Linked DNA regions of Homo sapiens: region 1 is linked to region 2. Evidence: read pairs that join two places in POLR2A ChIA-PET (ENCODE). Cell type or tissue: PC-9. All regions are shown on one strand. Links, peaks and the distances in the headings refer to the core of each region. The heading gives the core; the rest is flanking DNA. Region 1 has its middle 24 kb from the start of MAGEF1. Region 2 has its middle 26 kb from the start of LINC02069.

Evidence for each region. ChIA-PET counts read pairs that join two places held together with the same protein. Peaks named below come from ENCODE experiments on the same cell type or tissue, not always from the same donor. Only the 100,000 strongest peaks of a DNase experiment are listed, where the experiment ranks them.
Region 1: POLR2A ChIA-PET joins it to region 2 with 11 read pairs; 8 of 35 experiments call an interaction of 5 or more read pairs at or near these places.

Annotation. Positions count from the first base shown.
Region 1 is chr3:184,680,697-184,696,348 of GRCh38, forward strand. No RefSeq gene overlaps it. Among named protein-coding and RNA genes, the nearest start is that of MAGEF1, 24 kb to the right of the region's middle. RefSeq lists enhancers at 9,260-9,760, 9,761-10,261. In PC-9, for the core only: no CTCF peak of the experiment used is centred there; a DNase peak (open chromatin) is centred at 8,075; H3K27me3 peaks cover 857 bases.
Region 2 is chr3:184,741,093-184,752,441 of GRCh38, forward strand. No RefSeq gene overlaps it. Among named protein-coding and RNA genes, the nearest start is that of LINC02069, 26 kb to the right of the region's middle. RefSeq lists enhancers at 1-72, 5,077-5,578. In PC-9, for the core only: CTCF peaks have their summits at 7,638 (motif pointing left) and 7,841; no DNase peak of the experiment used is centred there.

The DNA of each region.
Region 1 (15,652 bases), core at 3,184-11,183, 61 kb before region 2:
GTCTGAATTAATTAGGTCTTTCTGTAGCTTAATGTATAAACCTGGGCTCAGGAAATTTGGCCTTTAAAGCAGGTGCCCTTTCAAATGAGTGGGTTTCATGTGACTGTTTTAACTTCAGCTTCATTACCCTTTATGGGCTGCAGGAGTGGTGGGGGGAGCAGGCAGGAGGGATCTGGTGTGAGTCTGCTTCCGTGAATGGGGAGCCAAAGGAACCGTAAAACAGCCCCTGGGTCCTCAACAGCCTTCTCCCAACCAGGGCCTGCCAAGGTGACCTGCCTACCTCCCCATGGAGGTAAATTCATACTTACAGTCCCCGTCTGGGGTCTCCTCCAGTCTCAGGTGAGGGCAAGGGCCAAGGCTCCCAGTCCTACTTGTGGGGCTGGTCATCTGCTGGGGTTTCCTCCTTCGATCTCTCATTGTCCTTGAACTTCTTGTTCTAGCTCCTTGGCAGCCTCCAAACTCCACAGCGTGAGAGCGCTGTGCCAGGATACTCTCTCACTCAAGAACCCGCGGTTATTCCCTACTGCCTGAAAGTCCTCAGCCCCCACCACCTGCTCTTATTATCTGCTCAAGATGCTCCAGGTCACCCGTCCCTTTAGACAGTCCAATATGGCAGCCACCAACCACCCATGACTATGGAGCACTTGTGGCCAATCCCAATTGAGATGTGCTGTAAGATATACACCCAGATAATGAAGATTCAGCATGAAAAAAGTAATGTAGGCTGGGCGCGGTGGCTCACACCTGTAATCACAGCACTTTGGGAGGCCAAGGTGGGTGGATCACCTGAGGTCAGGAGTTTGAGGCCAGCCTGGCCAACATGGTGAAACCCCATCTCTACTAAAAATACAAAAATTAGCTGGGCATGATGGCAGGCGCCTGTGATCCCAGCTACTCGGGAGACTGAGGCAGGAGAATCACTTGAACACCTGGGAGGCAGAGGTTGCAGTGAGCCAAGATCATGCCACTGCACTCCAGCCTGAGTAAGACTCTATCTCAAAAAAAAAAAAAAAAAAAGAAATGTAAACTATCTCATTAGTAATGCTTATAATTTTTATATTGATTACATGTTAAAATAATATGGATATATTTGATTAAATAGAATATATTATTAAAATGAATTTCCCCTGTTTCTTTTTACATTTTAAATGTGGCTACTAGAATGTGTGAAATTACCCATGTGGCTCCCATGTTGGCTTGCAGTAATGTCTACCAGCCAGCCTGCTCTGGAGCACCATGCAGTGAAAGTACCTGGGCTGGGTTGTGGGCAGATTTCCCTTTCGGTGCTATTTGGTATGTAACCTTTCCAAACCTCTATTTCCTTTTGTTCCAAATGGGATTAAAAGTACCTGCTTCAGATGATTACTAGGAGAAAGAGATAAGCCAACAGCTGTGAAATCTACTAGCAGAGAGCAGTTAACTCAATACGTGTTGGTTTCCTTCCTTGTCCTTTCCAAATCACATTTCAAAACACTTTTTAGAGCACTGGTTCTCCTTGGATGCACCCAGAAATCACCTGGGAAGTTTTCTATTAAAAAACAACAAAAAAACACAACAAACAAACAACAACAACAACAACAAAATATATATATATATGCCCAGGCCTGGACTCCATTCTTTTTCTGTTTGTTTGTTTGTTTTTTGAGAGGGAGTCTGTCTCTGTTGCCCAGGCTGGAGTGTAGTGGTGCGATCTCAGCTCACTGCAACCTCCACCTCCAGGGTTCAAGCAATTCTCCTGTCTCAGCCTCCCAAATAGCTGGGACTACAGGTGCACACCACCATGCCCAGCTAATTTTTGTATTTTTAGAAAGATGGGGTTTCACCATATTGGTCAGGCTGGTCTTGAACTCCTGACTTAAGGTGATCCACTCGTCTCGGCCTCCCAAAGTGCTGGGATTACAGGCGTGAGTGGACTCTTTTTTTTTTTTTTTTGAGACAAAGTTTTGCTCATGTTGCGCAGGCTGTAGTGCAATGGCGTGATCTTGGCTCACTGCAACCTCCACCTCCTGGGTTCAAGCAATTCTCCTGCCTCAGTCTTCTGAGTAGTCAGGATTACAGGCATGCACCACTATGCCTGGCTAATTGTGTATTTTTAGTAGAGACATGGTTTCTCCATGTTGGTCAGGCTTGTCTCGAACTCCCGACCTCAGGTGATGCGCCCGCCTTGGCCTCCCGAAGGGATTACAGGCGTGAGCCACTGCGCCCAGCCGGACTCCATTCTTAATCGGAGTCAGGGTGAGTTTAATTGGTCAGGTTGGGACCTGGGCATCAGCATAGTTTAAAGGGCTCCAGGTAATCTAATGCATAGCAAGGGTTGAGAATTCCTGCGCCAGAAGAACCAGTTGCTCCTTCACCCCTCAATGCTCTGACCCTGTGCTTTATATGCTGTCCCTTTAGCATTTTACATGTGTTTTGTGCTACTTTAATGATAACCAACTTTCCTGAATGCCTACCTGGACACCTTTCCTGAACATCTGGCACTTTACGTATAGTATCTTTAATCCTTATCACAACTCGGCGAGGTAAATTAGATTAACCCCATTCTGCAGATGAAGAAGCTGAGGCTTAGAAAGGTTAAAGTAACTTACTTGTTAAATCAGTGGAGGGGAGCCAGGAGGAAGCACTCAACCCCCCGGCAAGCCTGACTCCAGCCATTGCTCCCTAGACTATGCTGCCTTTGCTTTCAGTGATTCAGTCACAAGAATCTACACGTCCAGGGGTAGGGTGCTTTCTTCCTGTTTGCAACAGTTCTCAAATGAGGCATTCAGCAGCCCCTTGATAAATACTGACTAAACCTCAGAGTACCTGAGTTGTTTTTTGTTTGTTTGTTTGTTTGTTTTGAGATGGAGTTTCGCTCTGTTGCCCAGGTTGGGCGTACAGCATACAGGCTGGAGTGCAGTAGCATGATCTCGGCTCACTGCAACCTCCACCTCCTGGCTTCAAGCTATTCTCCTGCCTCAGCCTCCCGAGTAGCTGAGATTACAGGTGGGCACCATCACACCCAACTAATTTTTGTTTTGTTTTTTTTTTTTTGAGACAGAGTTTCGCTCTTGTTGCCTAGGCTGGAGTGCAATGGCACGATCTCAGCTCACCACAACCTCCGCCTCCTGGGTTTGAGCCATTCTCCTGCTTCAGCCTCCTGAGTAGCTGGGATTACAGGCATGCACCACCATGCCCAGCTAATTTTGTATTTTTAGGAGAGACGGGGGTTTCTCCATGTTGCTCAGGCTGGTCTCGAACTCCTGACCTCAGGTGATCCACCCGCCCTGGCCTCCCAAAGTGCTGGGATTACAGGTGTGCCGCCACCTCCATCCCAGAGTACCTGTTTGAGAGTATCCAAAAGCAGGCTGAGAGGCTGGAGAGCTAGCCTCGGGGCCCATAAGGATTCGGGTCTGTGCTGCGCTCTGCTGTGCGCCGAGCAGTTTCAGAGCCAGGGGAGTTTCAGGGCTGCCCTCCGCAGGCAGGCCTCTAACAAGGACAGGACAGCTCTGAAAAGGACAGTGGGCGAATGAGAGAGGCTCCTTGGATTCTAATGTATCATTCTCCCACACTCAGTCTCTCTTAGCAACTCTCTGACCCAGGAACACTATTGAGAGCACAGGTCCTTCATGGTCAAGAAGGCAAGAGACCTGACTCTGGTGGCTCCTGGGTGGGTGGCAGGTGCCCTAACCCTACCCTACTAGTGCCTCCACCACCTGCAGGTCCCCTCCCCAATCTGCCACCACCAAGGGCTGCCTGGATTTTTTGGACCAGCTCTGAGTCCATGTAATTGCTTTGTTTTCAAAATAGGTGGTGTGTTAAAGGCTTGACTAAACGGGATTCAGTTTTTCTACTTTTGTAAGACTTCAAATACAAATGTTCTTAAGTCAGAGGTGCCTCCACCCACATGATGGACTCACCTGCAGCCATTCAGAAGGAGGACGGGCAAACCGCACAGTGGCACGGAAAGACAAGGATGATGGCCGCGAAGTGGGGGCAGCATCCGATCCACATTCTAAAAGTAGCATAATCACCATTACTAAACACTAAAAAAAGGAAAATAAAGAGGTAGGAGAGCGGGGGAGGAATACATGAGAATGTTCCCAGCAGTTGTGATATGATGGTGAAATCACACGTAATTCTATTTCTTTTATTTGCCAAATTTTCTGTAATGTGTCTATAGGACTTAAATAAAGGGAAAGAAAAATTCCTTTGGGGGTAATCCATCCCAACAAAAACCATCGAATCTGACCCGCACTCCTTCATCTTCTGTCTCCTCCACACCTTCCTAGAAGAGGACAGGAACAGAGGTGGGAGGCTCTGTGAGCCCGCTGGAAAGGCCACCAGGCCCTGCTCTGGGGTGGTGACTCGGTCAGATTTTCCCACACCCAGTCTGGCAGTGGAAGACAGAAGGGCTGTATCCTCACTCCAACTGTGCTCCAGGAACAGGGTCCTTTCGGTCCCATGGACAGGTCCCTGTCATTCTGCAGGGAGCAGGAGGGGAAGTGGGAGACCACTGCAGCAGGTGTACTTTCCCCTAATGGGGCTCCTAGTGCCTCCCCTGGGTTCAGAGCCCAGCTCTGGAGCAAGCCAACCTTGACCCTTTTCCCAGCCGGGTGCAAAGGCAGCCCTATGGTCTTTGGTGCCTGCAGGGCTGATAGGTGTCCAGAACTGTGGTCACTGAGAGTCAACAACTTTCCCTTTTCTCTGAGGCTCTCTCCTCTTCCCGGCGTGGTGGGAGGCCCCACCCAGAAGATAGCCTTGCCCACCCTGGCATTTTAGGTTGGTCCCCAGATAAAGCAGGCAGTGGGTGGAGTGGTCATGAGCTTTGGACCCAATCAGACCCTGGTTCAAATCTCATCCAGTTTTGCCACTTACTAAATGAACAACCTCAGGAAAATTAAATGCAGTCAGAGCCTCATCTGGAAAATGACATAATGACTCCTGTCTCACAGGGCTGTGATTTGGGTCAAGGGAGAGAAAATGGACATAAAGCACCTTGAACAGCCTCGACACACAATAGCTGTTATTGGTGCCTCTGTCTTCCTGGCCCCTCCTAAGCCAGGCTCTTGGGGCTGGGGGAGGACCCTGGACTTGACTTTAGGGATTGGCCTCTTTTAATGCTCTGCTCTCACGGCTGAGTGTGGGGGGCTGGGGCTGGGAAAGCCATGTGACTTCAGGCTGGCTATTTAGCCATTTCTTTGTGTCTCTTTGGCTCTGAAGGGGTGAGGTAATCCCTCAGAAGTGCATTCTTCCTGGGGAGAGAATGTCGCTGTTTCTTAGGGGGTTATAATCACTGTCCTTGCTGGAGGTTGAATGAGGACAGTGAGGGGGCTGACCTTGCCCCCTCCCCACCTTCCAGCCCCGGCCACGCCCCACCATAGGATCTCAGAGTTAGGGGACAGACTCCAGTCTCCAGTCTAGAAGGCTCTGGGAGTGTTTCCCTGAACAACATACACAAGCGTTGGAGGTATTTCTGAGGGACAGTGGCTGCTTTTATAAACTCACAGCAATATAATAATCATAAGTATTATGTGGCCCCTCAGTTTGGAAAGTACTTTCTCGTACCTCATCTACTCCTCTCTACAACAACCTTGTGGGTGACGTTATTATCTCCATTTCACAAATGAGGCCACAGAGGTTCTAAAGGGTAAATGACGATGATGATGAGAGGTAAGTGATAAAACAATGTCTCCTGACCACAAATCCTGGAATTTAAACATAAGTGTAGTAAACATGAACTCTAGGAAGCCTCCTGGGGCTTCTCCCTGTGTCTGGAGCCCCTGCACATGCCCAAAGGAAGTCCTTTTGGTTCTCCGTTCAGTAGAGAAAGGGAGCAATTCACTAAAAGGGAGGTGGGGAAACAAGACTGGTGGTAGGGGAGGCTGGGCTCAGTGGCTCACGCCTGTAATCCCAGCACTTTGGGAGGCTGAGGCAGGCAGATCACCTGAGGTCAGGAGTTAGAGACCAGCCTGCCCAACATGGTGAAACCCTGTCTCTATTGAAAATACAAAACCAGCCAGGCATGGTGGGACTACCTGTAATCCCAGCTACTTGGGAGGCTGAGGCAGGAGAATCACTTGAACCCGGGAGGTGGAGGCTGCAGTGAGCTGAGATCGCACCACTGCACTCCAGCCTGGGCAACAGAGTGAGACTCCATCTCAAAAAAAAAAAAAAAAAAAAAAAAAAAGAGGCCGGGTGCAGTGGCTCACCCCTGTAATCTCAGCACTTTGGGAGGCTGAGGCAGGCAGATCACCTGAGGTCGGGAGTTCGAGACCAGCCTGCCCAAGATGGCGAAAACCCATCTCTACGAAAAATACAAAAAAAATTAGCCTGGCCTGGTGGTGGGCACCTGTAATCCCAGCTACTCAGGAGGCTGAGGAAGGAGAATTGCTTGAACCCAGGAAGCGGAGGCTGCAGTGAGCTGAGATCGCGCCACTGCACTCGTAGTGGGTAATCTTCCCCGGGTATTGGGTAAGAGATTAACAGGCTGAGAAGGCAGATGCCTCAATGTCAAAGGTGGTGTTTTGAGAGTACGGAGGATTAGCTGGTGCCACATCTGGGGCCTCTTAGGTGGCTGCCCAGCAGAATATGACCTAGTCCTTCCCACAACCCAGCCTCAACCCTCGGGAAAGAGAACCAAGGTTCCTGCTGTTGTGTCCCTTCTGATGCATCCCGGCCATGGGAGAAGAGAAACCTCTGAAAAGGCTTTCCAGGGTGCAAGACCCCCGCAGTGTTCAGAGGGGCAGGAAAGGAACTCCCTCTCCTGACTTGAGTCTGGGTCAAATGTCCATGTGGCCTACTTCCTAGAACGGGAGGGATGGATGGGGCGGGTTTGCGGAGACCAGGAGAAGGTTGCTGGCAGCCAGCCCAGGCTCCATTTCCCTGCCCTGGGAGGGTGTGGTGGCCCAGGACCCCACAGCCTGTGGGGCCCAAACCCAGTGACAAAGACATGCTTTGAGTCCCTCTGACTTCCAGATTGCTATGGGGAATGGGGAGGAGGGGAGGGAGGAAGGAAAGGGCATCCATCCCAGACTGAGTATCCTGAAGCCGGCCATGACTTCGGTTTTGCCACTGCCTGTCCCCCTGCCTTTGTGGCCGGTTGTGTGGTGGTGCTATTTTCAGCATGAGCAGTAGTAGCGCGCAAGTGTCGTTCTGCGCAGTCAGCCAACTTCCTGATGTGAAACCCTAGCCGGAGGTCTCCCGGGCCCCTCCCCGGGCGCGCGGGCAGGCAGGCCCTCAGACTAGTTCCTGGAAACTTTATAGCCCCTCTCTCTGCACTACTCAGTTCCTCTCTCAGGGATTGCTCAAATAGTAAAATAAAACATTATAGTAACAGTGAGCATTTATTGATCGCCTACTATAGGCCAGGCACTGGGCGAGGCGTTTCATTGATATTATCTCATTAGTTACCACCTTGCCTTGCTTGTTCTGTATCCTGCTTGAGAAAGAGGTATAGTGTGTGGAGAGCAGGCATGTCATTTCTAGCTCATTAAATTTGTTGCTGATGGATTGGTCTTCAAAAAGCCATCATTTTTATGGAAAAAGTAGATTTCACTTACATCGTTCTGCTTTGCAGGAAAACCTCCAGAAAGTTCAGTTTGAGCCAGGCCCATAGCCGCCTGTGTCCACATCAGGCATGACCTCAACAGTCATGTCACCCATAATTCACAAGCATCTTTCTGGTCCCAGCTGTTCTTCTCATCAAGGAGGCTGTATTTTAGATGTCTGTTTCTCCAGTCTTTCTCTCTCTTGCTCAACAACTGAGGCCTTTCTTGCCAGAATTGGAGGAGCTGAGGTTCTGGGTCCAGCTATGGACTGGTGGGACATGGGGTCGGGGGAGGGCTTAGCAAACCTTCTCTCCCAGCCACTGGGGCCCTGGGCCACTGCCCCTGCAGGAGCTGCCAGGAGAGTGGAAGGATCTTGGAGGAGGGCTGTTGGTGTAGGTGGGAATGGAGAACATTCCTCCAGCTGGTGGCAGGAGCTGGCTAGCCAGAGGCCTTTTTCACGGCCCAATGCAGTGCAGCTCTTGTGTGTATGAGCTTTGTGAGATTTAGATCACTCTGTATTAGCCACAGGGTATTGGAGGTCACATCAAAGGTTAGAAAGCTGTGGAAAGAGTTCTTTCCCCGTGACTCACACTCCCCAAAAACGTAAATCTCTGAGAGGAGCCAGCTTGCTTTATAGAGCTGGCAGGAGAAAGGGGACAGCAAGAACTACTGGAGAGTTTTTCTAAAGAAACCTCTGGAAGGTCGGACAAAGGAATTTTTATTGAGGAGAGGAGCCAGAGGGGAAAGATGCTCTGGGACCAGATAGATGGATGGGGTTGGGCATTGGGGTGGGGGCAGCAACAGCGCTTCAGTTGCTCCTGGCCTGGAAGGACTAGACCGCCGCATCACACAACTCCAAGAGGTATCCTGGCTTGTGCAGTGCACGACCTGTGCAGCCACACGTGGCAGCCTTGTCTTTCCTTGGTCCCTCCTGGATGGATTTGGTGGAGCCTCCTTCATGGGTTCCTATAGAATCCTCCAGAGGGTCATAGCTTAAAATTATCCACGTGCTTGTCTGCACCCATTTCTGGCCACTTCATAGTTACATCTTTGAGGACAGAGGCCATGTCTTCTAAGATTTTGCTTTCTAGCCTGGCGCATAGTATATGCTTAAGAAACATTTGTGGAATGAATAAATAAACATTGTTAAGAGAATTCTAACATTTAGAAACGGGTACGGCTAAGACCAAGCATTGGGAACGAGAAAGAGCTTTGATTTCTTTAAAGAAAAAGTATGATCCAAAAACATCAACTCCTTAAAGATCCAACCACTACCTTTAGGAAGCTCCCCAATAAAATTCTGTTCATTTAGTCCCTCCATTTCTCAAGCATTTACCAGCCCCTCTGTCAGGCACCAGCTGGGGTTCCTTTAAGATGCCCACAGCCCTGATGGGGCAACAGACATGCGCTTCTGCTACCTGCTGCCAGAATGAAGCGGTCACAACTGCCTGGAAGGCCTGTGGGAGACATGCGGGGCACTACAGGGCGCTGGAAAGGGAGCCGCTCACTCACTTTGCCAGAGAAACAGGCTTCGTGGAGGAGGTAACAGGCAGGGGCTTGGAGGGAAAGCACCTTCGGCTTTGCTCCTGTCTAGGTTTTGGCTTTTTAAAAAAATTTATCTTTGTTTATTTATTTTGAGACGGAGTCTCACTCTGTCACCCAGGCTGAAGTGCGATGGCGCAATCTCGGCTCACTGCAACCTCTGCCTCCCAAGTTCAAGCGATTCTCCCGCCTCAGCCTCCCGAGTAGCTGGGATCAGAGGTGCACGCCACAATGCCTGGCTAATTTTTTGTATTTTTAGTAGAGACGGGGTTTCACCATGTTGGCCAGGCTGGTCTCAAACTACTGACCTCAGGTGATCCACCTGCCTTGGCCTCCCAAAGTGCTGGGATTACAGGTGTGAGCCACTGCACCTGGCCCAGGTTTTGGCTCTCTTGAGCACAGAGAGGGTAAGTGTGTACTCTAAGGTCACAGAGCTCATAAGTACATCTTAAAACCCCGTTCCTCAGCTCCACATCCTGTGACATACCACTGACTTGCTTTCTGTGCTCGAGCCCAGGCCTGGAGAAGCCCCCTCCTCCTCCCGGAGCAGTGAAGGAAGGTGATGTGAGAGGAGGGCCCCGCAGCAGCTGTGGATTTTATTCCTGGGCCAACCCGGGGACTTGCCTAGGCCTCTCTTCATGTTGGCCCCATCGACGGTGCAGCTCCTCCCGCCTCTCTTAACACTCTGGTGCTGCGCTGCCTCGCTTCGCAGATCATGTGCTCCCTGCTTGGTTCCTCAGCCCTGACCTGTATCACAATTCCTCACAGCGCCTTGACACCCTCTGTCACCTGGGTGCTGCCCTTTTCCTGGCTACCCCGGCTGGTGTGCCAGCCTCCAGGCCTTCATAGGGGACTGGGGACTTCGGCTCCTCCAGGTCTGGGCACAGCTCACTCCACTGAGCCTCTCACCCAGGCCCGAGCCCAAACAGGGCTCCTGCCACCAGCTGCCAGCCTTCCCAGCCAGTCTCCTCTGCCCGGGCTCTAGGCATTGCCTCTTCCCTGGGCTCACCAGTGGTGACACTGCCCATTCCTGCCCACTGGACTGCAATATCAGAATACTTTCCCCTCCAGCAATGTGGCTCAGGAGAGAGGACATGGGCTCCAGAGTCAACTCTGTCATCTGCCAGCTCTCAGAGTTCCTTAACGTCCCTGAGCCTTACGGTTCTCATCTGTGAAATGGGAGTGACACCTCTTTCAGAGAAACACAGGCATCGCGGTGCGATACACGCCCGGCTCTGCACCTCATACCCAGCTTCTAAGGACAGCGGGAGCTGACAGCAGCTCCTGCTTCCAAATGCTTCTCACGATCATTATCAGTCTTGTTCTACCCTGAGGTGAGCAGAGAAAACTTCATTGTACCCATTTGACATCGAGGAGATTTGGGCTCAGAAAGAGTAAGTGACTTGCCTAAGGTCACCCTGCTCGTCAGGAGAGGGCTGGGTGGGAACCCCAGCATTGTGATTCTGCATTCTGTGGCCCCAGAATAAATTGTTCCCACTCTCTCCTCTACAGTCAGGGCTCCCCTGCCTTATTGTGAGACCCCTGCCGCCTGCCCTATGCTCAGAATGCCAGTGTGAAGGGGCATCATTCTGGCTCTTTCCATGGTCTCAAGCAGACCCTTTAGGTGGAGAAGGGTGAGAAGAACCCTCCAGATAGGTCATGGGGTGGCTGGGGCTCCAAAAGCCCCCTTTGAGACCACACTTCCTCTCTGTGGCCCACTGGGGACTGCCGAAGGCAGCACCCGGAGCCCCGGGAAGGAGGAAGCTTCGGGTTGCGAGTCACGCCTTATGCCCCCGAGTCAGCCCAGACTCTGCTCCACCAGTGCCCCAGCCCCTGGCCAGAGCAGCCCCGTGGCCTGTTGGCAGCTGCTGCCCAGCCCCCATCTGCGGGCTGCCAGGGCTGGCAGCCTCACGGCCACGCTGCACAACTCCGCGCCTCTCCTCCTCAGTTTATTCCTTCCAGACACACAGTTGCTGCTTTTTATTTGGATTGCTTTTCTGTGTTATGGTATTTGGGTTGTTTTTCCAATCCCTCCCCCAACCCCTGCCTTTCCCCCATGGCAGGATTCCTAAGAAGACTCGTTTTTGGAGAGCGCTGCAAGCACATCTGCTCTCTGACTGCAGCATTCCGGGAGGGCCCTGTCAGGGGGCTCAGGTCTCGGGAAGCCAGGACACGCTGGGCAGGGGGGGCCGGCGGGCAGGGTGCAGGGCCCCTGGCAGTCAGGGCCTGTGGTGGGCACACTCACTGAGGCAGGCAGTGCTGGGCCTGGGGGCCTGTGGCTGCTGCCAAAGTCCTGGAGCCGCAGCTCACCAACTCCCTGGCCCCATTGGCTGTGGCTGCTGGCTCTCAGCTCAGACACGAGTAGGCCAGACTTGGGGTGAAAGAGAAACCAGGAGCCTTTTACAACACCCTGGACTTCGGGCTCCCTTTGGTGAGCAGATCTGAGGGGTGGGGTCCTGTGTGTGGTAGGTGTTGGAGTCCGCATGGGTGTACCCTTATGTGTACTAGAAAAAGTGTGGTGGCTGTATGGAGGTTCAAAAGCCACGGGACTTGGGTTCCATTCCTGACTTTCCCACCAACTGGCTGTGTGAACGTGGGCAAGTTGCTGTGAAGCAGGGATAACAGCATGCCCCCCAACTCCACTGTGAGGGTAAACAAGTTAATACGTGAAAATACTTCCTGGCACATAGTAAGTGCTCAATAAATGTTTTAGCTGTTATTATTATATATGCATTGGGATGTGTGTGGAATTATTAGATTCGGGGTGGTGCTCTTGGACTTTGGAGTGTGAGCACTGCTCCCCAGCTTGCTAAAAGTGCTGGCTTCTGGGCCTCACCGCAGAGATTGTTTCAGCAGATCTTGGGAGAGCTCAGGAATTTACATTTTAATCCAGAGGCCTTGGCGATATTGACATGTTGGTCCAGAGTCTGATCTGGAGTCATCTGAGGTGTCTGAATGAGTAGAGCCTTGGGAAGGCTTGGGGTGTGTGTGTGTGTGTGTGTGTGTGTGTGTGTGTGTCTGTGTATTGGTGGCAGGGGCTGCAGGGGTGTGAGAAGGATTGGATTATTTCCTAGGCTCTGGTAAATCACTCAGAACTGCTTTGCAAATGGAGCTGGAGACCCAGTGAAGGAGTGGAGTGGAATGAGGCGGCTCCAGGCAGGAGTCACCCCAGGCAGAGCCTTGGGTCTCTAGGAAGGAACGAAGACTGCTGGGGTTTTCAGCAGGGGACTGACACAGTCCAACTGAATGGTTTGGGTTGGAGCTGCCTGGTTTACAGCCTAAGGCACAGCAGATGGCAAGGAGGGTATAAAATTGCAATTAGCTCAAGGCCACAATGGCAGAAGGGTCTATGGCCTGAGAGCAGGAGCGGCAGCAGGATCTGGAGGAAGAGAGGATCTCCCAGATTGAGCAGCTGTGCCCACCCCCTTCACTTCTGAGTTAATGAGGCCAGAGCATCCAAGCCAGGGCCCGGTCTCCGTGAGCCCATCGCTCCAGCAGCCCAGCCAGGATCGCTTAAGATAAGAATCTTGTAAACTCACCCACTCAAGTGCTTATAGTCTCTTGATTCATTTTCTTCTACTTTCTCTCTCAGCAAAGATGTTTTAGAGAAACTCTTCGTTTTCACTGAGCTAAAAAAAGAAGGAGGTGGACCCTCCTAAGGCTAGAGAGAGAGCTGGTCGCCTGTTCCAGGAAGGAGACTGGGGGACCAGCTGTGGCCTGATGGTGTGAGGCCTCCCTTCCAGGAGTAGGCCAGTGGGGGCAGCCGGGAAGGCCTGGTTCTCCCAGCAGGGGTCTCCTTTCAGATGCTAGATTGTATGTGTATGTAAGTGTATGTGAAGGGTGTGTGTGTGTGTGTGTGTGTGTGCATTCACACAGCAACAAGATATTTACTGAGTGTGGATTATGTGCCAGACACTGTTCTAGATGCTAGGGATACACCTGTGAACAGAATGAAGATCCGTGCACTCGAGGAATGTGAGGTCGATGGGAATTTCGTGTCCGGAGGGGATGGGTAAGTGCTGTGTGTATGAGTCCACGGTGCACACACAGGCGAGGAATGGAGAATAACACATACGTGCCCAGGCAGACCTGGGTCAGGAAACATCTGCCATTCTCCAGGCATGTGATCTTGGGCAAAATATTTTCTGAGCCTTGGTTTTCCATAAAATGGGAAAATAATCTCTTTCTCTCACAACTGTTGTGAGACTAAATATGCAAATGCTTGGAAAGCTCTAAGCAAAATACCTGATACATGATAGTTGCCAAACGATGTTTTTTCTTCATGTTTCCTATGGAGTTGGTGGAGCTGTTTCTGCATGTATATACCAAGTATGTGTTTGTGTCTGGGTGGGGTGTCCCATGTGTCTGAGAGGTCTAAATGTGTGGGTTCTCCCCAGGTGATAATCTCCTCCCCCCAGGATGTGCCTTGTGCTGTAGAGATATCTCAGGTCTCACTAAAGGTGGCATTCATTGCCTGTTCCATTCTGAGCAAGGAGGCCCACTAATAGAGAGAAAAGGTCATTCAGTCTGGAATCCTAGGAGTTGGCCCGTTAAAGCCTTGGCTTAGGTCTGTCATGAGTCTCTCCAGCTGCAGCGTGACTCTCGCTTGCAGTTCTGTTTGTAGTGCACACAAAGAATCCTCAGCCACCCCTTGCTGACACCCACCTACACCAACTTGCAGCTTTTCTTTCCCAATTCTGTGACATCTTGGCCATGCTGCTCCCTGCTGAGACCCTCCCAGAATCCCCCAGGTCACTTGTAAAAGTGGATCTAGAAGGTAAACCCAGGACCAGCCCTCAACAGGCAACTGTGGGAGCAGAACTGCATTGTTTAGTGATCCGCTTAGGACTCCCACCATTCTTGCTTCCTCCTGCAGAGTGAGAAGAGAGGTGAGTCCCGTTCCCGCTCTCCCTGCTCTAGACTGTCTCCCAAGGAGAAAGCCCATGATTTTGGTTATGTTCTCTAAAAAGGTGACTCAGAGTGTCTACTCCCAGCCTCACTGTCCCTCCTCCGCCCCATTTCTAAGTGTCCATTGACTGTCCAACTCAGCAACTGAGGCTCAGTGTGCCTGAAGCCATATCCACCTTCCTGCCCCCAAACCAGATCTCCCCAGGCATCCAGCTGTTCTGACAAGTGACTCCGCCACGCTTCCAGGTGCTTCAGCTGGAAACACTGAGTCATATCTTACATCTTCCTCCATTTCATTTCCCACAGTTAATCCATTATCAAACCATTTCAAGTTATTCCCCCAGCCAATCCTTTCCCACACCCATTCCTGCTGCCATTGCCCTGGTCAAGCTGTCATCTGGACTATTGCAGAGGCCTCCCACTTGGCTTCCATGCCTCCAACCTCCCCCTTCACAACCAGCCAGTCCATCTTCCTCAAGCATCTCCATGAGCTCACTGCTCTCCCTCCCTCCCTCCACCGCTTCCCCCAGGGGCTCCTCTCCATCCACAGCACCCTCTCCTCTCCTCCAGACTTTTGGCTCCAGCATAATCAGTCCCCTCGTTGTTCCTGGGGCACAATGCACACTCCGGCTACCCTTCCACTGTTGGCGGAGTTGTTTCCCTTGCCTGGAATCCTTTTCCCCGTTCTAACCTTTCCCCTACATTTTCACCATCTTTAACACTAGGTGACATCCCTGGCTAAGCTGCACCCTAAGGTTTTAAAAAAGGGTGAGGAGAAGGCTAGAAAAGTTGGAGGAAGGGGCCAGGCACAGTGGCTCACGCCTGTAATCCCAGCCCTTTGGGAGGCCAAGGTGAGAGGATCTCTTGAAGTCAGGACTTCGAGAGCAGCCTGGCCAACATGGTGAAACCCTGTCTCTAGAAATATAAAAATTAGCCAGGCGTGGTGGTGTGCAGCTGTAATCCCAGCTACTTGGGAGGCTAAGGCATGAGAATCACTTGAACCTGGGAGGTGGAGGTTGCAATGAGCCGAGATTGTGCCATTGCACTCCAGCCTGGAAACTCCGTCTCAAAAAAAAAAAAAAAAAAAAAAAAGCTGGGGGAAGGGAGCAAAACTGCTAGCAGTTTGCTAGAGGTAGAGAATTTAATTCACCTCTGGGGCAGACTTTTGCTTTGTTTTGGGAAAATCAACACGAACCTAAAACTCTATAGTTACTGTCAGCCTAAATACAGATGTTAACTGTTCTGGTTCAGCGATGGAGATGGCCCTGCCTTGGGAACCTGGTCTGCCTTCCCTTCTTTTTTACCCTGAGGTTTGAGGAGAGAAATTATGGACGGAGGGAGCCTAGACTTGTCCCGATGGAGGCGGCTATTTTCAGCTGAATTTGGGAGAGTTGATGCAAGAGATAGAAACAGAGACAGCCTTCCTGAGGAGGCTGAAGGGCCCTGGCACTGTTGCTTTGGGATCTAGGTGACATATCTTGGCACAGACTGCGGGAAAGGACATTGTATCCAGTTTGGAGGGAACCCAGCATCTCTCCAGAACTCCACTGGCATTAGAGGAAGCGGCAGCCATGGATGCTGGGGACCCCTCAAGGCACACTCCCAGCAGAGGGTCCTTTCCTGGGCCTCCATGAGCCCTAGTTATGACTGCAGTGGACACATGGGTTTGTGAC
Region 2 (11,349 bases), core at 3,350-11,349:
GGTACTCTCTCCAGGTGCGAACCCCACAACCTCCAGGAGCCCCAGCTCCTGCCACTCCATGCCCTAGGCTCACTCGTAGCTGTTGGCACAGGTGTCCCAGCCTCTCTGAGCTGTGCACTGTGGTCTCAAATGCCCCCTCCCACTCCCTTTCCACCCAGCCATGGGGACCCTGACAGCTCCCATCGGGAGCTGAGAAAGAAGCAGAGGCCTCTTTGGTGGAGGAATCCCGGCAGGCCGGCAAGTCCCAACAGGCCGATGTTGGGCTGCTGCAGGCAGACAGTGAGTCACCTGGGTCCCCGCTGCTTACAGGACAGAGCCAGAATAATGACAATAATAATAGAGGTCCACGGTGCTGTTATTAACGCCCACCTTTCCTCCCAGGACCATGTCTCCTTTATCCATCTGACAGCCCTTGGGGCAGGGAGGGGCCGAGGGCCCAAGAGATTTTGTTGCCCTGTCTTAAATAGGGGGGAAACTGAGGCTAAAGTTGTTTCCCACTGAACTGCTAGTCCTGAGAATAGGACTCTGCCTCCTAATGTCCCCGATGCCAGGAAAGTTCTGCAGCCCCACAGTTAGTGGTCTCCTCACTGACAAAGCTCTAGGCTCAGGGAGCAAAGAGCCCACATTTCTGGATTTCTCACACTCTGTCCTCTAACCCTTACTTACAACAACAGCTCTAGGGACTAGTTATGATTATTATCCTCATTTGATGGATGAGGAACTTGAAGTTCAGAGAGGCTAGGTAAATTCCCAAGGTCATGCAGCAAAGGAGAAGCAGACCCAAGACGTGAAGCCAGGTTGGTTTGACTGTGCTCTCTCACTCAGGGTCCTGTAATCCAGGATCTAGAGTTTCCAAGTGTGGCTTCCTAGGCCTTTTGGGCCTGCTCTTCTTCCATTGCCTTCCCCACCTGGGCTCCCTCTATCTCAAGATTAGGGTTCCTCCCAGGGCCCCCTGGAGGCCAGCTTTCATTTTCATCTTGAGCAGCCGTGGAAAATTAAGGACTCAACCACTTTAATTTTGGGGTCTTAGTAATTATCTGACACCACCCACTCAACTCTACCCACTAGTTATTACAATAATAACAATAATAATTTAGAGAAGCGATGGCAATGATCACAGCGTTTACAGAATCCGGGACTGGGCGGAGATAGATATAGCCTCACACTTCCTTTTTCTATCAGTGTGGTACTAGTTTTGGGAGTAAGGACTGTTGGAGTCTAGTCAGTTCTGGCAAGGATGCCATATATCACATGACTGAATGTGCCCCTAAATGCCTGTGTACCTTCATTTCCCCCTCTGTAAAATGTGGGAAAAAGTCTTGCAAGACGATGTGCTTTCAGCTTCCTGAAATAAAGTCATGATAAGCAACCTTTTCTTTTTCGCCACCCTATAGTCACTATTTACAATGACCCAGGAGTCTGATGCCTAAATGATACATTATCTTCATGCTCCAGTCTCCCACTGTCTGACTGCCCGGCTCTTCTTTGACGAGAGATCTCACCGATTGCGGCCCTTGGCCTTAGGAAGGGTGATGGGCTGGGCTGGAGGCCTGGGCTGAGCTCTTGGGTGCAGGGGGAGCCTCAGCTTTTCCAGCCCTCATCCTCAACGGCTGCCTCTGCCAAGGCCCTGGAGCTACAGAAAGCAAGACCAGTGCCTGAGTGCAATAAATGCTTTTATTAGTCCTTTTATTAATGACGGTTGGTATTTGTTGAGAAGCTGGGACAATAGTTATTCCAGTAAGAGGATATTAAGCTCCCTCAAACAGGCCCTGTATATCTAACAGGCTCTGGCCCCCAGCCTCCCCTGACGCAGCTCTGTTACACTGCAGCACACCCCTGGCCTCCCAGCAACTCCAAGAAGGGAGAGGAGGGATGGGGGAGGTAGGGATAATCTGGTGTCATTAAACACACAGGCCTTTGTGGAGGTTACCGTACACCAACAGCAGGAAGCTTTTTCTTCCTTCTGAGAGCATAGGGAGCCTATGTGATTTTGTTTTTTTTTTGTTTGTTTTGGTTTTTTTGTTTTTTGCTACCCCTGTGCTCCTGGCTATTTTACCTCCAGAGCTGCTGGTGATAAGTTGGTAAAGGAGGACCTCCTTAAACCATTTGTTAAACCATTTGAGACTGTTCCTAGTACTTGTTTTAAGCTATTTTACATGATTTTTAATGTAATAAACACATTTATAATACTATGTGGTGGCAATGTTCTGAGTGCTTTTCAAATACTAATTTATTTAATACTCATAACGTCTCAATGAAGTAGGCACTATACTTATCCTTATTTTATAAATGAGGAAATGAGGCCCAGAGAGGTTAAGTGACTTGCCCAAGGTCACACAGCTGATAAGTAACAGAGTTAAGGTCTAGAGACGCAGTTGTCTCTAGAGTCTATGCTTTTTATCCGAAATTTCAAAACTGAGTCTGAAAAGAACTGGGAAATATTGCCTAAATTCACAAGCTTTATTGCTTTACCAAAAGGAATTAGATATTCTCATGTAGGGGATGGTATAATAAATTATAATAGAGTTCCCCCAGAATCAGAGCATCTCTGAGATGAAAGCGTCCTTGAAGGTCATCAGATCTAATCCTCTGACGAATACAAGAATACTCTCTGCAGCATCCCTGATACGTGATCCTTCAGCTTTTGGCTGAATATCTCTAGTGTCAGGGAGCTCATTACCTAATCCAGCAGACCATCCCAACTTCGGGCTGTTCTCACTGTTAGAAAAGAAAGCTCTTGGCCGGGCGCAGTGGCTCAAGCCTGTAATCCCAGCACTTTGGGAGGCCGAGGTGGGCTGATCACGAGGTCAAGAGATCGAGACCATCCTGGCCAACATGGTGAAACCCTGTCTCTACTAAAAATACAAAAATTAGCTGGGCATGGTGGCGTGCTGTCTGTAGTCCCAGCTACTCAGGAGGCTGAGACAGGAGAATTGCTTGAACCTGGGAGGCAGAGGTTGCAGTGAGCCAAGATCATGCCACTGCACTCCAGCCTGGTGACAGAGCGAGACTCTGTCAAAAAGCAAGCAAGCAAGCAAGCAAGCAAGAAAGAAAGAAAGAAAGAAAGAAAGAGAAAGAAAGCTCTTTTCTTTCTCCAGCTGGACTGAAATTTAGCTCCCTTTAACTTAAATGGACCAGCTTTGTCTTCCAGAATTGGGTGGGCAGCAGGGCAGGGGAAGCCTTATCCCTTTTGTATAGGGCAGTCCATAAAGTGCTGAAAAATAATTTTTTTTTTTTCAGACGGAGTCTCTCTCTGTCACCCAAGCTGGAGTACAGTGGTGTGATCTTGGCTTACTGCAACCTCTGCCTCCCGGGTCCAAGTGTTTCTCCTGCCTCAGCCTCCCGAGTAGCTGGGACTACAGGTGCTCACCACCACGCCCAGCTAATTTTTGTATTTTTAGTAGAGACGGAGTTTCACCATGTTGGCCAGGCTGGTCTGGAACTCCTGACCTCAAGTGATCCACCTGCCTCAGCCTCCCAGAGTGTTGGGATTATAGGCATGAGCAACTGTGACTGGCCTGAAAAATAGCTTTCATGTCTCCCTTAAATCTTTTTTTCTCTTCTGGCTTAAACTTCCTTAGTTCTTTCATGGCCATGGTCTTCATTTGTTTTTTTAATTTCCAGATTCTCAGATTCTCCATCTCCCTGTTTCCACCTCTCTCTGAAGCACCAGAGCTCATCAGTGTTCATTTTAAAGCGATGTAGGGGCCGGGTGCGGTGGCTCACGCCTGTAATCCTAGCACTTTGGGAGGCCAAGGCAGGTGGATTGCCTGAGTTCAGGAGTTCAAGAACAGCCTGGGCAACACAGTGAAACCCCGTCTCTAATAAAATACAAAAAATTAGCCGGGCGTGGCGGTGTGCGCCTGTAGTCCCAGCTACTCGGGAGGCTGAGGCAGGAGAATTGCTTGAACCCGGGAGGCGGAGGTTGCACTGAGCTGAGATCGTGCCACTGCACTCCACCCTGGGCGACAGAGCGAGACTCTGTCTCCAAAAAATAAAAAAATAGAGTGATATAGGAATGAAACACGGCACATCAGGTGTGGTCCTGCAATGCTGAGTGCAGGATCATCACCTCCCTTATCTCCCTTGTTCATATTCTACATTTCCAATGATGCAGCCTAAACTTGCCTTAGGTTTTTTGACTCTTGACTCACAATGAGTTTGCAATCAATGTGTAGCACTTTTAGCTTCTTTTTCCAAATTCTGAATTTGTACAGCTGTGCTGGGTTTTTTTGTTTGTTTTTTAAGCCCAAGGGTGGGACTTCACATTTACTGCTGATAAATTTCATCTTGTTAAATTCAGTTCCTTGTTGTAACCTATCAAGGCGGACATGGAACCTTATTCTGTTACCCTATTTTATGATTTCCTACTTGATTTTGTATCATCTGAAATTTTGATAAATATGCCACCTGTGTTCCCATTCAGGTAGTCACTAATTGTTTTTAAAGCTGGATAGGAAAATTTTCCGAGGTTGGGTTTATGGAGGAAGATGAGGCCAAGCGAGAGTGACTCTGAAGGAAAGATTTCTGTTTGGATGGATCTGAGTGACGACGAGCGCTGTGCACCTCTGGGGGTGTGAGCGGCTGGGTAACCAGGTAAAGTCTCCCATGGCATCATGCCTGCGTCAGAGCCTGTGACCCATGACGAGGCCGGAAGGCAAATACTGATAGCGCCCAGTTCATAGAGCTGATTGTTTCCTATATCCTCTGCTGACAAGTGTTGAGGGTGTGAAATAGAGGATATCATAAAATAGAAGCAAGGCCCATTGTGAGGCGACAAACAGGACTTTCAGATCAGAAAAAGCCAGGTGCTTGCTGTCAGCATCAAGACCTCCAGAAGTAAAAAAGAAGACATTCTTGGAGCAAAAGTAGAATGGACAAAAAAAGTGCTTTAGCACACTGCTTGGAGTTTGAAAACATTTTTCTCCACTTAAACAACCCTTCTGTCATTCCTTAGAGGTCATACCTGAAAGCCAAAGAATCAGGCTGAGGCCACATCATTGGGGTTGACAGCAGGGGTTCTCAGTTTATCCCCAGGGGTACTGGAAATGAATTGAATGTTGCAATCTTGCTACCGCGGGGCCTGTAAAGCACTCAGCCCACTCCCCACCCCGAGCACCCAGGGAGAATATTTTTAGCTGTCTTTGTAATACCCACGCAAATTGTTCTCCTCCTTGTCCACTTCAACCCAGTCTCTTATTTTCTAGTTCCCACCCCTTCTTCACGCCACCTCCCCATTCCACCCCCCAGGCCAGGAGTCTGGAATGCTATGGTGTTCCAGGCCCCTGAGTCAGGTGCAGCTGCAGGGACCAAGGTAGGTTTTGGCACCTGGGGAGAGGGGCAATTCTTGATGGCTGAGACTAATGGGATTTCCAAGACAGTCATGAAGCAGAGATAGAACCAGTGCCCAAGTCTAGGTAGGACAAGCCAGGAAGGATGTACTGGAGAGCGCCTGGGGCCAAGAGGGAGCCCGTATCTGGGGCAGAACAGAGCCATGGACACTGAACGGATGAGCAGGCAGTGCCTTGTGCGCAGCTCTTCTGGCCACAGGCAGGGCATGCGTCTAGGGCATAAGGGCCAGGCCAGGGGAGAATGTCCTCAGCTGTATGACTCCCTGGCTCCACACTCTGGCCTTGATGCAACTTCAGATTCTCCTACTCCAGTAATGCACTGGAACCTGCTTTGTCGATTTGCTGAACTCGATGCACACACCTACTCTCAACTCAGTAGGTTCTTCCCTCCCTTCAAAGGGCCTGTGATCATGGTAAGAGACATTCCTGCCACCTACCTTAGCCCATTGGTGCCCCACTAGGGGGACCACCTCACCCGGCCTCCCTGCTTGGCTGGGGCAGGGGCTGCTGGACACTTAACTCGGCATCAGGCACCATGCCCATTGAGACCTGAGCTCAGACAAACAGAAGGAGGCCAGCCTCCAAAGGATGGAAACCACTTATCTGCACAGAGCCAACATTTCCATTAATTTAGTACACTGAGACCTTTTTTCAGTGAAGTATTTAAAAAGAAGATGAGGCCGGGTGCGGTGGTTCATGCCTGTAATCCCAGCCCTTTGGGAAGCTGAGGCGGTTGGATCACCTGAGGTCAGGAGTTCAAGATCAGCCTGGCCAACATGGTGAAACCCCGTCTCTACTAAAAATATAAAAATTAGCTGGGCGTGGCTGTGCATGCTTATAATCCCAGCTACTCTAGAGGCTGAGGCAGGAGAATTGCTTGAACCTGGGAGGCGGAGGTTGCAGTGAGGGGAGATTGCGCCACTACACTCCAGCCTAGGTGGCAGAGTGACACTTGGTCTCAAAAAAAAGAGAAAGTGAATAGAATCTGTTTTTTGGCTGTGTACGTTAAGGAGGCACACAAGCAAACTCCTAAGGTTTGTCTGATTGAATATTTCACTTTACAGTGTATCTTCAGGTCACACCAATCCAGTCTCTGGCAGACCACTGGTGTTACAAGGCCATAGGCCTTATTTTAAATTATTATTATTTTCTATTATTAAGCAAATTCTTATTTAATAATAGAAGCAAATAAGTGGTCTGATTCTTTCAGGCCTAGGCTTGTGAGCCTGTGTTAATTTGCATGGTTGAGTTATTCATGCTGTATTACAATCTAGTCTATCAATTTCTTTTTTTTTTTTTTCAAGACAAAGTTTTGCTCTTGTCGCCCAGGCTGGAGTGCAATGGCACGATCTCGGCTCACTGTAACTCTGCCTCCCAGGTTCAAGTGATTCTTCTGCCTCAGCCTCCCGAGTAGCTGGGACTATAGGCACGTGCCACCACTCCCGGCTAATTTTGTATTTTTAGTAGAGATGGGGTTTCACCATGTTGGCCAGGTTGGTCTCAAACTTCTGACCTCAGGTGATCCACCCGCCTCAGCCTCTCAAAGTGCTGGGATTACAGGCTTGAGCCACCATGGCTGATCTAGTCTATCAATTTCCTACACATTTTCCCCTCCAGATTGTCATTAATACAGAGTAAATTAAAACTCTAAACCCGGGGGTGGGGAAAGGGGGTTAGAATGGGATTTGAGAACTGAAGGATGATCTCTCTACATCTTGCCCCAGTGTCCTGGACCCCAAGAATAGAAGAAAGCAGACATTGCCGCTCACCACTCACTGTTCTCAACTCTAGAAGGAGAGGAAAATGGGAAGATAGCACAGATAAACACACCAACTCCACCCAAATGACTCAAGTGAAGGCGCGTCTCAGAGTCTTGTGTTTTTCTGAAACTCAAGGCCTGCACAAGGAGGAGAGCTGTCCAGCTGCCTGTGCTCGAATGGGAACTTCATAAATCTCCAGAAAGCCCCTGACCCCTTCTCTTTTCACTCTGGCTCTATTTCCTTCTTTGCTGAGGTCCCCATTTGTCAAAGCAGAAGGGAATTACATCAGTCAGTTTTGAATCAGTCAAAACAGAAGTAAGTGGACAGCCTTCTTTGGAAAGGAAGAAACAGTGGTGGGATTTTTTTTCTAACCACCCTCGACTTATTAGGCAGCACAAAGCATGCTAGAGAAGGGTAGCCAGGAGTGTAAAGTACATGAAGCGGCAGCAATATGAACACTGGATGGAAAAGGGGCTGGGTAGGAAAGCAAGGGCTGGGACTCAGCCTCATGGTTCTCCCTCTCCCCCTGCAGGTGAGAAGAGACAAGTTGAGAGTCAGAAACAGCAGCTTAGGGATGCGCAGGTGTGAATATGTGTGGCTGCTGGGGTGCACATGCACACACTGATGCAAGTAGTAAGTACTGTGTGAGCAAAATTGGCTTCAACAGAAAGGAGTCCAGGGTAAGAAAGAAAAGGTGGATGAAGTAGAACCAGAAAATACGCTGGGGCCAGGAGCAGTGGCTCATGCCTGTAGTCCCAGCACTTTGGCAGGCTGAGGCGGGAGGACAGCTTGAGCCCAGGAGTTTAAGACCAGCCTGGGCAACAAAATGAGATCCCTATCTCTACAAAAAATAAAAAAATTAGCTGGACATGGTAGCATGTGCCTGTGTTCCCTGCTATTTGGGAGGCTGAGGCAGGAGGATTGCTTGAATCCAGGAGATTGAGGCTGCAGTGAGCTGTGTGATCATGCCACTACACTCCAGCCTGGGCAACACAGAGAGACCCTGTCTCAAAAAAAAAAAAAAGAAAAGAAAAAGAAAAAGGAAAGAAAGAGAGAGAGAGAGAGAGAAAGGAATAAAGAAAAAGGAAGAGAGAAAGAAAGAAAAAATAAGGAGAGGGAGAGAAAGAAAGAAGAAGGAGGGCAGAAAGGAAAAAGAAGGAAAGAGAAAGAAGGAAAGAAAGAAGGAAAGAAAAGAAAGAAAGAAGAAAGGAAGAAAAGAAAAAGAGAAAGAAGGAAAAAGAAAAAGAAAGAAAAAAGACAGAAAGAAAAAGATATTCTGGGCAGTAATAATGATAATGATAACAATAACCATTAAGGAAAATAATTGATGAACATATGCTGCATCCATTCATTCTATATATACAGCATGTTCTAGATGCTGAGGAAATGGCAGGAAATAAAGTGTCTGCCTTCGTGGAGCTTATGTTCAGGTGTAATATATGTCAGGCATGTTACACACATTATTGCATTTATGGACCATATGAAGTGATTTCTATTATCCCCATCCTTAAAATGGTGAAACCGAGGCACAAAGAATATTCAATAACTTGGTTGAGTCTCACAGACACAACCGAGTAGCGGAGCCAAGATTTGACCCAAGTCTGCCGGACCCCAGAGCCCTTGCCTCTGACCCCTCTAGCGGGACACATCACCCCTCGCTGGCAGGAGCACACGGATGGTGCCTGTTCGGGCGTTCAAAGGGACAGACACTCTACCAAGACCACAGAGGTGTCCTAGAGCAGGGGGCATGTCGCAGAGGACCAAGACGTCCCACTTTCTCTGTGATTCGAGCATGTGGGCCAACTCCTGTAACAGAGGGGTTCTGCATCTCTCTCATCTTTCTCTCATTCTTCTCTCTGTATTTTTTTCATGTCCTGAGCTAAAGCCCCACTTGTCCTGCCTTAGTTATTAGAACTTGTTAGAAAGACCATTCTCCCTCCTGGAACCTCCGTCTATCCGTCTGTTAAAAAGCAGGATTGGATTAGTTGGTGTCTGAAATCTCTTCTGGCTCTAGAATTCTGTTATTATGGGGAAAATTCCATTTTGGTATTTCCTCCCCTCCCCTGACCAGGTGCCTCTTCTGGAGAGAATCCTCAGCTCAGCGGATGTTCCGAAAGAGGTGAATGCCCAGGGGAGCCTTTCCCACACTGGTTCTAAGGATTCCCTTGCAAGGATCCTCTGATTTTCTATGGGACCTTTCCTTTTGGGAAACAAGAGTCCTTGAGAGCCTGCAGCTCCAGAGAGAAGCAAGCCTGGGCTTGGCCTCTGGATGCAGAGGAGGGGCTGAAGTTGGGGGAGAGGCTGCTGCCGGTCAGGATGGAGCTAGTCCAGGCGCTTGCCTGTCCTCTTGGACGTACAGAGCTGGGGCAGTCCCAGAATAGTTCTAGAAAAAATGAGCCTGGGAGAAGTGGAAGGCAGTTGGGGCCAATCGGAGGCCCCAAAGTCAGCACCCAGGAAAGCAGGTACAGTTCAGGCTGCATGGAGGGTGGGTGGGGGGCACTCTGGGAGGATCCAGCGAAAACATCTGAGAGAGAAGGGACATGTTACCAAATGGTAACGTGCTACTCATCAAGGTGAGACGGGTCCCAGCTTTTCACCTTAACCCTGGCTCGCTTTGCATTGCCTCGTGGCCCTTCTGGCTGGTCAACCGTGCTAATGTGAGCTTTGTCAACTGGGAAGGTGACGCGGCCTCGTGTGATCCAGGCCGGCCCCGTGGCTAAATGCAGCCAGGGTCCCTGATAAGCTTAGGCAACTTATTAAGTTACACAGGAAAAGTCGAGATGGAATATTAATTCTGCACACCTCTTCTCTCTGCCCGGGGAACCTGCCTTCCTGGGTTTTGGTTTTCAAAGGCTGAAATAGATATGGAGATTTCGCACTTAATTAAAGGAGAAGTGTGCTCAATTCAAGTCTTTTCAAAACCATTTTGGTTCTGAGCTCAGTGGAGCCAGTGGAGACCCAGTCACCATCTGGCATGAAAGGTGTTAACTCGGAGTCTCCGGTCAACTCTAGACATCAGATCCAGAAACAAAGAGAATTAATTTCGGAGGCCCCCTCAGATGCCCCTCCTCTCCAGCCTGTAAGTTGAGAGCCTCTGTATTGACTTGCTAGGTATTAAAAAATTAGGTCTGAGAGGTCACCTGCGATGCAGAAGACCAGGTGCCAGAGCTCACCCAACAGGCCAGGATTATCTTATCAGCTAGGCTGATAAAACTCATGAAAGTCTGGCCATAAGGAACAAATATTTATAAGCCCAGCACTTTTCGGTCCACAGCAGATTAGGCACAAAGTGTGAGCAAGAGCAGAGGGGGGCTGCTTCCTGATCTGAAACTCCCGGGGTTCGTCCTGTCTCATTAAGGAGAATGCATGTTTGAAAGCTGAACTGTTTAGGGGACACTCTCTCCTCTATCACATGACTGCATGCCAGCCTGGTGAGGAGGAAACTATCTTTACCTCCATTTTACAGTTGAGGACACTGAGGTTCAGGGAGGTCAAGTGACTTGCCCATTCGCTCAGCTAGGAAGTGGAAGTTGAACACAAGTATTCTGACTCCAGGCCTGTGTGCTTTCCACAGGCCGGTGGTGGCCTGGACTGGATCTCACTTGACTGTCCTGTAAGTCAGCAGCTCCCCAGAAGGCCCCTTCATTGCCCTAGTCCCAGGGTCACAGGTCCAGCTCCCTTGGCAGAGGAGGCAGGACAGTATCTCATGAAGAGATAAAAAGAGTGACCCTCTCAGCTGGGCGTGGTGGCTCATGCCTATAATCCCAGCACTTTGGGAGTCCAAGGCGGGTGGATCACTTGAGGTCAGGAGTTCGAGACCAGCCTGGCCAACATTGGTGAAACCCTGTCTCTACTAAAAATACAAAAATCAGCCAGGTGTGGTGGTGAGCGCCTGCAGTCCCAGCTACCCTGGAGGCTGAGGCACGAGAATGGCTTGAGCCCGGGAGGCGGAGGTTGCAGTGAGTCAAGATCATGCCATTGCACTCCAGCCTGGGAGACAGAGCGAGACACCGTCTAAAAAAAACAAAAGAGTGACCTCTCCAGGGATGGTTGAGGGAAGCTGTAAGATAGCCCTGCCCCCAATGACAGGCAAACCTGGAGTCTATTCCTGGAGTTTGCAGTTGATTCCTTTGGGCCTCCAATTCTTTCCTCTGTATTTATTCTCCCTGGGAGAGGAGATTAAATGCAAATGTATTTGGATGAATGGCCTGTGGTGCCTAGGAGGCCTACTGATTGGC